2 separate regions of the Mus musculus genome follow, and region 1 is linked to region 2. The links are chromatin loops, found by intact Hi-C in ENCODE. Cell type or tissue: heart. All regions are shown on one strand.

What was found. A loop is a pair of places that touch in the nucleus more often than their neighbours do. Peaks named below come from ENCODE experiments on the same cell type or tissue, not always from the same donor. Only the 100,000 strongest peaks of a DNase experiment are listed, where the experiment ranks them.
Region 1: it touches region 2 in a loop (2.6-fold over the local background); 6 of 42 quality-filtered maps call a loop at or near these places.

What each region holds. Positions count from the first base shown.
Region 1 is chr2:157,537,757-157,542,756 of GRCm38, reverse strand. No RefSeq gene overlaps it. Among named protein-coding and RNA genes, the nearest start is that of Gm14279, 17 kb to the right of the region's middle. In heart, no CTCF peak of the experiment used is centred here; a DNase peak (open chromatin) is centred at 2,446.
Region 2 is chr2:157,477,828-157,482,827 of GRCm38, reverse strand. No RefSeq gene overlaps it. Among named protein-coding and RNA genes, the nearest start is that of Gm14279, 43 kb to the left of the region's middle. In heart, a CTCF peak has its summit at 2,499; no DNase peak of the experiment used is centred here; H3K4me3 peaks cover 471 bases; H3K27ac peaks cover 2,075 bases.

The sequences.
Region 1 (5,000 bases), 60 kb before region 2:
CCATCCCAACCTTTCACTGATCTGAGAGCTTGCTCTGCACACACACAAAGTAAACATTCTTTCTCCCTGGGCTCAAACACACAAGCACCACTAAATACAGAGCTGGCATAATTAGCTGAAAACAAATTAGAATCTCTCCAAATGACACTTTAATTAAGGAAGCAAAGCATGAAGACATTCTCCCTGTTAGAGGTGGAGTGATGTGAGCCCAGCTGCTGTCTCCTGTACCAGAGTCCTGCATCCCATCCCTCCACAGGTTTGTGGATCTGCTTCTTGGGCATGGGTGCTTTGAAAGAGTTCCCCATGCTGAGAGCTTGCCTGAGGCTGCATCTTGACTCCCTCTAGTATCTTTACAACACAGCCATGCTGGTCCCTGACATTCTTGCTCTTTAACAGAGAAGCACCCGTTCATTCCCTCAGTTCTCCTCCTCCATCAGTTGGCTCTGACTCTACTCTGTTTTGAGCAACCTTCTCTTGGCAGTGAAGGAGAAATAGGATGCTGGGTCTGCACGTTTTCACTTTTAGCAGACGTCACCATTGCCCGCCATGGTTTCTGAACCAGACAAGGATCTAGCCAGAGGCCTCGAGACTTTAATCTCTACACTGTGAGCAGTCCTCAGTATTTGCCAATTGGATGGGTGAAAAAGTTAAATCCCTTTTTAAATTTGTCTTTTCCTGTTTGCCAGTGAGCTTTTCATGTGTACACTGGGCGTCTGTATTATTCCCGCTCCGAACTGTCAATTTTTCTCGAGCTCTTCAGCTCATTGACCTGTAGAATGTCCTGATGTAATCCAGATAGTAAGCTTTTGTGCTTTTGGACAAATGTTTCTCTGAGCGTGTCTGTTGCTCTCAGCTCACTGTAGAACCTTGCCTTAGACAGAAGTTGCCAGTTTCAATCAAATGCGTCTCCTCTGTCTCCACTGTTCCTTGTTGAATATATATCATGTTTGATTGAGATAGAGCCCTTATTCTCCTCTAATGGTTTCACAGGTTTGTTCTTGGCTCTTTCTTGCATCTGGAATATATTTCTATGATAGAATTGAGACAGTGTCTAGCCTTTCTCAAAACGGACAGCCAATTATCGGAGCACAATAGAACGGGTCAGCACATTCATCCTGTCTCCGCTCTCCCTAGAGTGAAGCCGCACAGCTAGGGGACTTGGAGGCCCCTGGTTATCTGGGGTTTTGGTTTGGTTTTGTTTAGGTTTTTTTTTTTTAACTAATCTGTTTATTCCTGTCAGTAGCAGACTTTAATTTGTCATTACTCTTTACCACCTTGTGATATCTGTGAAGTAAAATGCCACATTTCACTATGCTTCCTCCCAGCTGCCTCAGCCTGCTCCTCTCTCCACACAGACTCTGAAAGCTGCTTGTCAGATACTGTGAATTCCGAGATTAATTTGGGGGAAACTGACATCAGTATAATACTGTGCCGTTCACTGCAGGGACGAGGCAGAACTCTGTTTGTCCAGCCGCTCACTACATGTCACACACACACACACACACACACACACACACACACACACACACACACACTGCTTTTTCCTCAGAAACTTGTGGCTTTCCTCCTGGGTTGATTTCTTTGGTTTCCATTATTGTCATGAATGAGTTTTCTCTACTCCCCGCCCGTTTTGTTTGGCTTTTGTTTGCTACATTTCTTTTTAATCTACTTTCTAATCGCTGCACTTCATTCACAGACACACACAAAGTAAATGTTCTCCCTCCCTGGGCACAAACTCGCAAGCACAGCCAGCACAGGGCCAGCGTAATTGGCTGAAAATGAATGGGAATTTTTTCAAATTAAAGTTTAATGACACAAGCGAAACATGAATCCATGCTCCTTTTTAAGAACCAGAACACCACTGCTGGAGCTGCTGGTCCCTTCTGGCCACCTGCTTCCATCCCGTTCCCTTCCCCGTCCCCTGTGGCAACCGCGGGGATGGGCTTGGTGTGTACTTTCCTAGACCTTTCTAAAAACTTGTAAATATGTATCCAGGCGCCCACAGGAAATACAGAATTCTGCTGTCGATAGTGTTTGCATTGAGTGAACCCCAGGGCTGTAGAAGGTCAGTGTTCCTGAGCATCCTAATGTGGCCATGGGGGAAGGGTGGGAGCAGAGAAAATGGAGCAGCTGCGGACCAACGGTGGACCGAGGAAGAAAGAGACAAATAGATTCCTTCCAAGTCAGCGGTAACCAGAATGGAACTTGAAACAGTGTGTGGGCATGGCATTCTTAGGGGGTAGCTAGCTCTCAAAGGCCCTAAAGCTTAGTCCATCACGTGGGGCGTAGTCAGTCTTACAGATAAGAAAAGGGCGTAGCCGGTACAGTTTTGAGACTTGTGAGTTCATTTCCATGTCGTGGGACTTACAAGGGTAGCTTCAGGGCCCCACTTTGCTCCCTCGAAGAGATGTGCTGGTAGCTCTCTTGGCCTCCTTTCCCTTTCTGTCTAGTGCCGCTGCTGGGTGAAAACATGAAGCTTGGAACCCTGACAGCCAGCTTGTGATCCGGAGGGGAGGAGACGGCTGACTCGGAGCCAGCGTAACTGCAATCGCTGACTTCTGGATTGTTCACACTCGAATAAATGTTCTTGCTCTTAGCTGCTCTTAGATGGGATGTTCTTTCTAAAGCACCTTTCCTAACACAGGAAGTTTTAGACCTGGGGGACAGCTTTAAGGAGTGGAGTCCCTCACGGGGTGAGAGGCTAGAGGCTTTTCCTTCCTGCCTTCCACTCCGTGTCCATGTCGGCCAGCTCTCTCCCTTAGGCCTCCTGCTTCTCCCTACATAGCACCGGTGGATTTGGAGAGTGCCAGTGTTTCACATCCCTCAAGATCATAACAAAGACACCATACTCTGGAGACTAAAGCAGGGGAAATGTGAGTTGGAGACCAAAGTGGGTTCCATAGTGAGACCTTATTTTCAAAAAAGGCATGGCTGTCAGAGCCTGTGCAGGAGGCACTCAAGGACCTCTGGTCACATCCTTCAGCAGCCTCCAGGAACCAGACAGCAGGGCCCACCTCAGCATGTTACAAGATCCAAAGAAAAAGTGCCCCCAAAAATGCTTAGCCCAGGGCCAGTACCAGAACCAGGCAGGTATATCCCCGTCAAGGTGTGAGTCCCAGAATTCTGGCCCAGTGCTCCTATGAAGCAGCTCGAACCTGGCCAGGCAGCGATGGTCAGCAAAGGCAGGTTCCATAATAGAAGGTGAATTCCAGTGAGGATGGAAAAGAGCTGGAGGCCCAGAGCCAGCTGTGCAGAGGGAGAATGTTAGGTGGAAGATAACCCAGGAGCAGCCATGGAGAGGAGCCTCCCCAGACAGCTACTGAGTTTAGGCTCACCACACATCTTCACCCCATCCTGCTCAAACAGCCAGACTTCCCCTAACTATCCTCCATCCACTTCCAGTCTCTTTCTCACCACCATGCCTGCCCTTCTCCCCACAGCTCATCTGTGGGATCGTTTGCTCTGGCCCTAGAGATGTGCACCTGGCTGGGTTATTTCCTCCAGCCACTGTTGTCCCCCTGACGGCAGGCAGCCCACAGCACTGCCCTGTGCTTTCCTTATTGCCTGCTTGCTGGGCAAACAGCAGGCCCTGACCAGTCACCTTGCAGCAGGACCCTTGGTCTTCTAGACCATGCTAGGAGCCATTGGTCATCCAGTGACCATTCTGGCCTGAGAAGATCTAGGTAAGGTCCTCCTGTCTCCATAGGGTTCCTCTCCCATTGGTCAGTCAAACATTTCCATTTGGGCAGAAAGAGGTTGTTCATGTTCATCCCTTTTAAAATTAATTTACCTTTTAGTGTGTGTTAGCACATGCACCCGAGCTAAGGGTTAACCTGAAGCAGTGTTTTTTAGAAGCCACCTACCTTGGGTATTTTCATACAGAGTCTCTCACAGCCTAGGCCGAGAGCCACCAGGATCTATCCATCTTCACCCTGCTGACGCTGGGATCACAGACCAGTACTCCCTTACCCAGCCTTGGAGGGTGCTGGAGGTCCAGCTCAGGTCCTCAAGTCTACAGTAAGCACTTTGCTGGCTGAGCAACTCTGTGCCTATCCTTGATTTCCTCCTAATACCCAGCTGTTAGCCAGATGCCTTCCCTGTTGTGGGTTTCAAAAGACTTTGAAGCTCTGGTGACATCCATGTCCTCCTCAGAACTCAGGAGAATGTCAGAGCCCATTGTCCAGCCTGCAGAGGTGCTCACTGTCCCTGCCCACCTTCTGTGTGCATGCCTCCACTGTGGGGAAGGTTCTTCCTGAGGGAGGAGGCTGGCGTTAGTGGCCTCTTTGCCCAAACACCATGTGGCAGAAAGGATGCTCTGGAATTGCTGACACAGGGTCATCAACAGCAGCCCACATAGTGGACATGTGGAGGTAGCTCGAGGACGTGCCTGGTCCTGCTGAGCCTCTTGGACACTAAGTCCCATCAAGCCTCCAGAGGACTGCAGCCCTGCTGCCATCTCATGCAGTTGGCACTCTACACAGCCCTGTAAGCCTCAGAGCCTTTACATGTACATTTGCATGCCATGGAAGGTTGGGGCAGCTTGTTACACACCAAAGCAAAACTTGACAAGGAGCAGGCTGACCATCAAGCAATGCATAAAACAATACTACACTACATGACACATAAGTGGACCATTACAATACCATATGGGAACTGCAATAGTAGGACATTTGTATGGCACAGAATATCCCAGGTTAGATTATTGGTCTGACTTCTTTAAAATGAGCAGACAGATGTAAAGAGAACCAGAAAGACACTGTAGGCAGAGGGAACAGCACATGAAGGACACCATCAGAACAAGAGAATTTCAAGACTCTTGTGGTCCTGGAAAGTGGAAGAAAGAAAATGAGATTCATGTGTCTAAGCAGGCAGAGCCCAGGCCCTGGAGGGCCTCATGATATCATGTGAAGACATCTGGTCACTGTCCTACAGTCAGTAGGACCATGAAGGGTTTTCCACCAGTGACAGGTCTGTGATTTGAGAGGATCACTCTGGTGGCA
Region 2 (5,000 bases):
AGAAGCAGATAGACGGACAGACAGACACATCATCATTATTATCATCATCCTTTAGGCTCACAGCATGAGCAGAGAGTGAAATTCCAGAAATCTCTAAGGGAGAAAAAGGGTGGCGGAGAGAGGTGCAGCAGGGAGGGAAGGCTGGGGAGGGACAAACAGACACACCAGTATACCACCCCAACCTTGCACAACTTAGTAACAACAGTACAATAGGATCAGGTCACCCTCATGACGGTGACGTCCGGGATTTGTGTTGGCTTTTCTTATTACCGAGGTAACAAAGCCTTTTGTGCTCAGGGCTGACAATTCAGGAGAAAATTGTGTTCTAGTTTTTGAATAGCAAAAGTACCTATGAGTACCACATGGAGATAGGGAGAGCACGTGGGGAGGCAGCTACAGAAAGGACGCACGTAAGGGGCACACACAACGGAAGTGGGAAAGGGCTTCAGTGGGACAGGGAGGCAGAAGAAAGACAAGCAGAAGGTGACCAAAAGACAGAGAGACAGGAGCACTCCAGTGTCCTAAGAGGACTCCAGAGTGGCGGTCAGATTCAGTGAAACTCGAATGAAGAAGTGACTGAGGAGGGACGCAGGGCAGAAGCAGACTGGGGCAGGGAGAGACCAGTGGTAGTGACAGAGGTGGAGAGGGACAGAGTCCTGGGCAGATAATAAGAAAGCCTGAGACAAGGCGGAGGGGCAGGCAGCTGGGAGCAGAGCACATACAGCCCTGGGCCTGCACTGTCAGCTGATGCTGCGGACACTCTCAGGGACCATCGCCCTGGGAAAGGGGGCACTAGGATCTTCTGGCTTGCTCCCTGTATCTCCTACATGTTCCATGTTTTCCTGGAAAGAAAAGGGGTGCAGAACAAAGTGAAGCTAGAGAAACCCAGAGACGGGAGCCCCCCCCCCCCCCCACACACACCAGTGTACACACATACCTGCATAAGAGCACACAGGTATGGGAGGATTAGACGGAGGGACGTACACCAACAAGGCCAAGAGCCCTGGACCCCATGACTGTAGCACTCAGTCCACAAAGTGTTGATCCATCACCTGTCCTCTGTACAGGCTTCTGAGTTAGGTTAGGCTGCAGCCTGCTCCTTTGGAGTTCAGGCTCAACTGTGGTATTAAGTCTAGTCTGAGCCAGGGGCAAGGCAGGCAAGGGTCCTCTGGAAGCCAGTCCTAGAGCCCCAGGGGGAGGGCAGGGCGGGCAGAAAGAAGAAGGTGCTGAGAGCTGTTTGCCATGTCCAGGACTACTCAAACTTGCAAGAGCAGAAGTACACAGTGTGGGAGGGCACGGGTGGCAAGCCACACACACACACACACACACACACGAGCCAGCATCGCTGGATGAAGAGGAGCAGAGCCTGACTGGGGAAATGAGTGGAGACCCATGAGGCATGAACAGTCAGATGTGGCACATCTGGAAAAAATGAGCTGGAAGGAGATAGGCCAAGAGGAGAAGGAAGAACAGGCAGCAGAGAGAGAGAGAGAGAGAGAGAGAGAGAGAGAGAGAGAGACTGAAGACAGGGCAAGGAAAGGTGCTGACAGCTCAGCCCGCACACCAAGAACCAGGAGGGAAGAATGGGGACATGCAGGTGCGGAGGGTAGGGGCCCGAGAGCCATGGAAGGGGACATGGTACAGCAGCCCTCCCAAGCAGTGCTTTATATATACAGAGGAAATCGAGGGAAGAAGCACTTGTGAACACACACACACACACACACACACACACACACACACACACACACTGAAGGAAAGATAAAAGCCTGGCTCCCAGAGAAGAAAAACAAGATCCCCTGGAGAAGGCCAGAGGGACTCCCACACAACACCCCCTCGACTCTCCCCCTTAAATATCAAAAGAGTCCGGAGGACTAGAGCAGATAAGAAAACAGTACAGTCCTATGGACAGGCAGATAGACAGTCCTACTGAGAGAAGAGAGACCTATCTTCTCCAGCAGCATCTCCTGTGCACACATGCATCTCTGGTGCTCACTCATGTCCAGAGCCATCCAGCTAACACTAAGACATGAGAAAGGGGGCAGACACTGAGGAGGGCTGGCCTGGGACATGTCCCTCAGGAGGGCTGGCACGGGACACGCCCCTTTTCTCCACAGGTGCTGAAGGAGAGCCCCTCTTGGCACTTGAACACTACTTGGTTCATGGGACTCCGATGGACTTGCGGACGCTTCCAGCACACAGCCTGGTGGAGGCTGTTCTTGAAGCTCTTCCCCAGGGATACCTCAGAGGGAGGATGCTAAGCGCGTAGGTGTCAGACAGTTAAGAGACCCGAAGCATCGGAACCATTCACAGGTCTGGGGAGGGGACTTGCAGCCAGACGACAGCCCAAGGAGGGTCAGGCCTGACCCTATGGCCAGGGAAGGTGTCAGGTACAATGGTCCTGAGGGCAAGGTGTGTGACTGCCCATCGTATGGTGGTGACATGCCATCCCAGCTGGTGACAAAGGAGAGTGAGGTGTGGAACGTATGCCACCAAAAGGCTAAGGCCTGAACTGCACCCACCCCAGAGCTCCAAGGGACAGAGTGGACTGAAGCAGAGGAGGGACAAACCGAGGGGACTGAGGAAGAGCTGGTGTCTAGAGAGGGTGACAGAGAGATGGGGGCTAGGTGGCCAGCCAAGGGTAGCGGGAGAGACCATCAAAGAGCAGCAGTGATGCTTGGGAGTGCAGCAGTGTCAGCCAGGAAAGGAGACTGTGAGCCACTGACTCAGAGGGCCACAGTCCACAGCCAGCCTGGGTGACCTGGATCATCCCGGCCAGAGTGTGGCTGCTAAAAATAGCAAAGGTCATGGTCCTCTTGATAAGGAGTGAATCAGGAAACTCCCAGTCTCCCACGGGGGAGAGCCTGAACCCACCAGAGTCACATGGTACGTCCAACGGCCAGTGTGCTGATGGGGGACAGACAGGGAGGGGGACAGGCGAGTGGCGGTGTCCCCACACACTAGGAACACTCTCTTCCAGAAGGTGATTACAGGTTGTATGGATTTCATCTGGATTTCAAAGTTTTTAATTAAAAAAAGAAATAGCAAAATACATTGGAATTCAAAAAGTAGGGGCAAGAGGGCGGCAGTATCACAGAAAGTGCGGAGGCCCTGAGGCTTGGACAGGTGGAGGCTCAGGGAGCTAGGAAGCAGGTTGTCCCTGAGGAGAACAAAACCTGGAGGGACAGACTGGAGGTTGAGAACCAGTGGGGGCTAGGGGGGAGGCAACATGTAAGGAAGAGACACAGAGGCTACACCTAAAGGGGACCCCATTATTTGACAGCTGTGAAGTCAGACAAAGGGTGTCTTGCTAAGGACAGCAGGACCCCAGGGAAGGCCTCTCTGAAGAGGAGACACAGGAGCAGAGACCTAAAGGAGGCAGTGAGAGCAGGCAAGCCTCTGGCAACTGGTTCCAGGCAGGGAGAACCGTATGCATGAAGGTCCTGAGGTAGAAGCAGCTCATCACATTTAAGTAAAGGTTGGGCAGAGGAAAACAAGGGCTAGTGGCAGAAGAGGCTGGAGACCAGGACGAGCAGCTGGCCAAGGAAAGCTGGTGTCTTCCCGTACATGTGGTTAGTACTGGGAACTGCATTCTGTGATGGGGTGCCCTAGAGACCTTAGGGAGAACAGGTGAAGAAAAGAAAAAAAGTCCACGAGAAGCCCCAAGCAGTTCCATCCCTGTGGGACTGGATGGAATATTCAGATGAACCCCAAAAGTTCTTCCAACACTGGCTCTGCAGCAGAGGTAACCAGAGGGGAAGGGGGCAGAGTGAGGAGCTACGGGGAGAAGCAACAGGGAACAGACAAAGGCTGGAAGGAAGAAGAAAGCTTAGGAAAGAGGGAGAAAGGGAGGGAGGGAGGTAGGGAGGGAGCTAGAGAGCTGGTAGAGTGGGAGCTTCAAGGCGAGGCGAGACCCCCCCCCCAACTCCACCAGGGCTCAGGATGACGCATGCACGCAAGCTGAGCCCACGCTCAGCCATCTCAGTCAGAGCTATGACGCACTTCACTGCCTGAGAGGCCGCCAGGCACAGACATTGACATGCAAGCCCTAGCAAAGTCCCCAGGAGAGGGGCTACAAGGAAGAAGGCCACAGGGAAGGAGTAGGCAGGACAGCAGGGTGGTGAGTTCACCACAGAGAAAAGGAAGACACCTCACCACCCAGACAGAACACAGACACCCAAGTCACCACTTACACTGACAGAATGACCAGTGACCCACATAAAGATGGGCAAATAAGGCCAGCTGGGTCTACACCCCAATGCATGGAGTGCCAGATGCATGCCCATTGACACATGTAAGCTATATGTATACTGACCCACAGAGAGAAAGTCCAACACCCAGAGGTGACAGACTCCAATCTTCTGTCTGGGGCCAGAGCTCACAGAACCTCCCTCAGACACCAGACACACCCCAAGGATGGACGCAGAGAAGGGAAGGGAAGCAGAGGACATTGGGAGATGCAGATGAGGAGAGTGAGGCAGAACACGTGCTGTGTGGCCTCTCCAGCCCAAGCCAATTATCTACCTCTCGGGGCTGCCCCAACAGACACTAGTCAGTTGTTGAATAGCCCGATAGCCTGGTGAAGGGAGACCACGGGTAGCCCCTGTACCAGGCAGGTGACAGGTGTCAGGGAAGCTGGGCCCCAGAGGGGAGGCAGGATCTATTAGGGAGGACTCATAAATAGGACATAGAGGGTATGTCAATCAAGTTGGGGTTCTGAGTGAGGTGGTCGGGGCTATACTAGGGGTCTGTAGGCAAGACCAACACAAAAGTGGGGTTGCTTAGTGTAAATTAGGAGTGTTGGGAGACCTGGACTTGGGTGACAGATACCAGAGTGGTTCCTTCAGAGAGGGTGCTGAGCCCTGAAGTAGGGACAGGGTTGTTGGGCAAGGAGGAGGAGCAAGAAGGGGCTCTGGGGGGTAGAGGAGGCTGGGTTGGTGTTCCTGGAGGCTGCAGACAATTACAGCAGGGTGAGGAGAAGGGAGAAGGCCCACAAGCTCATG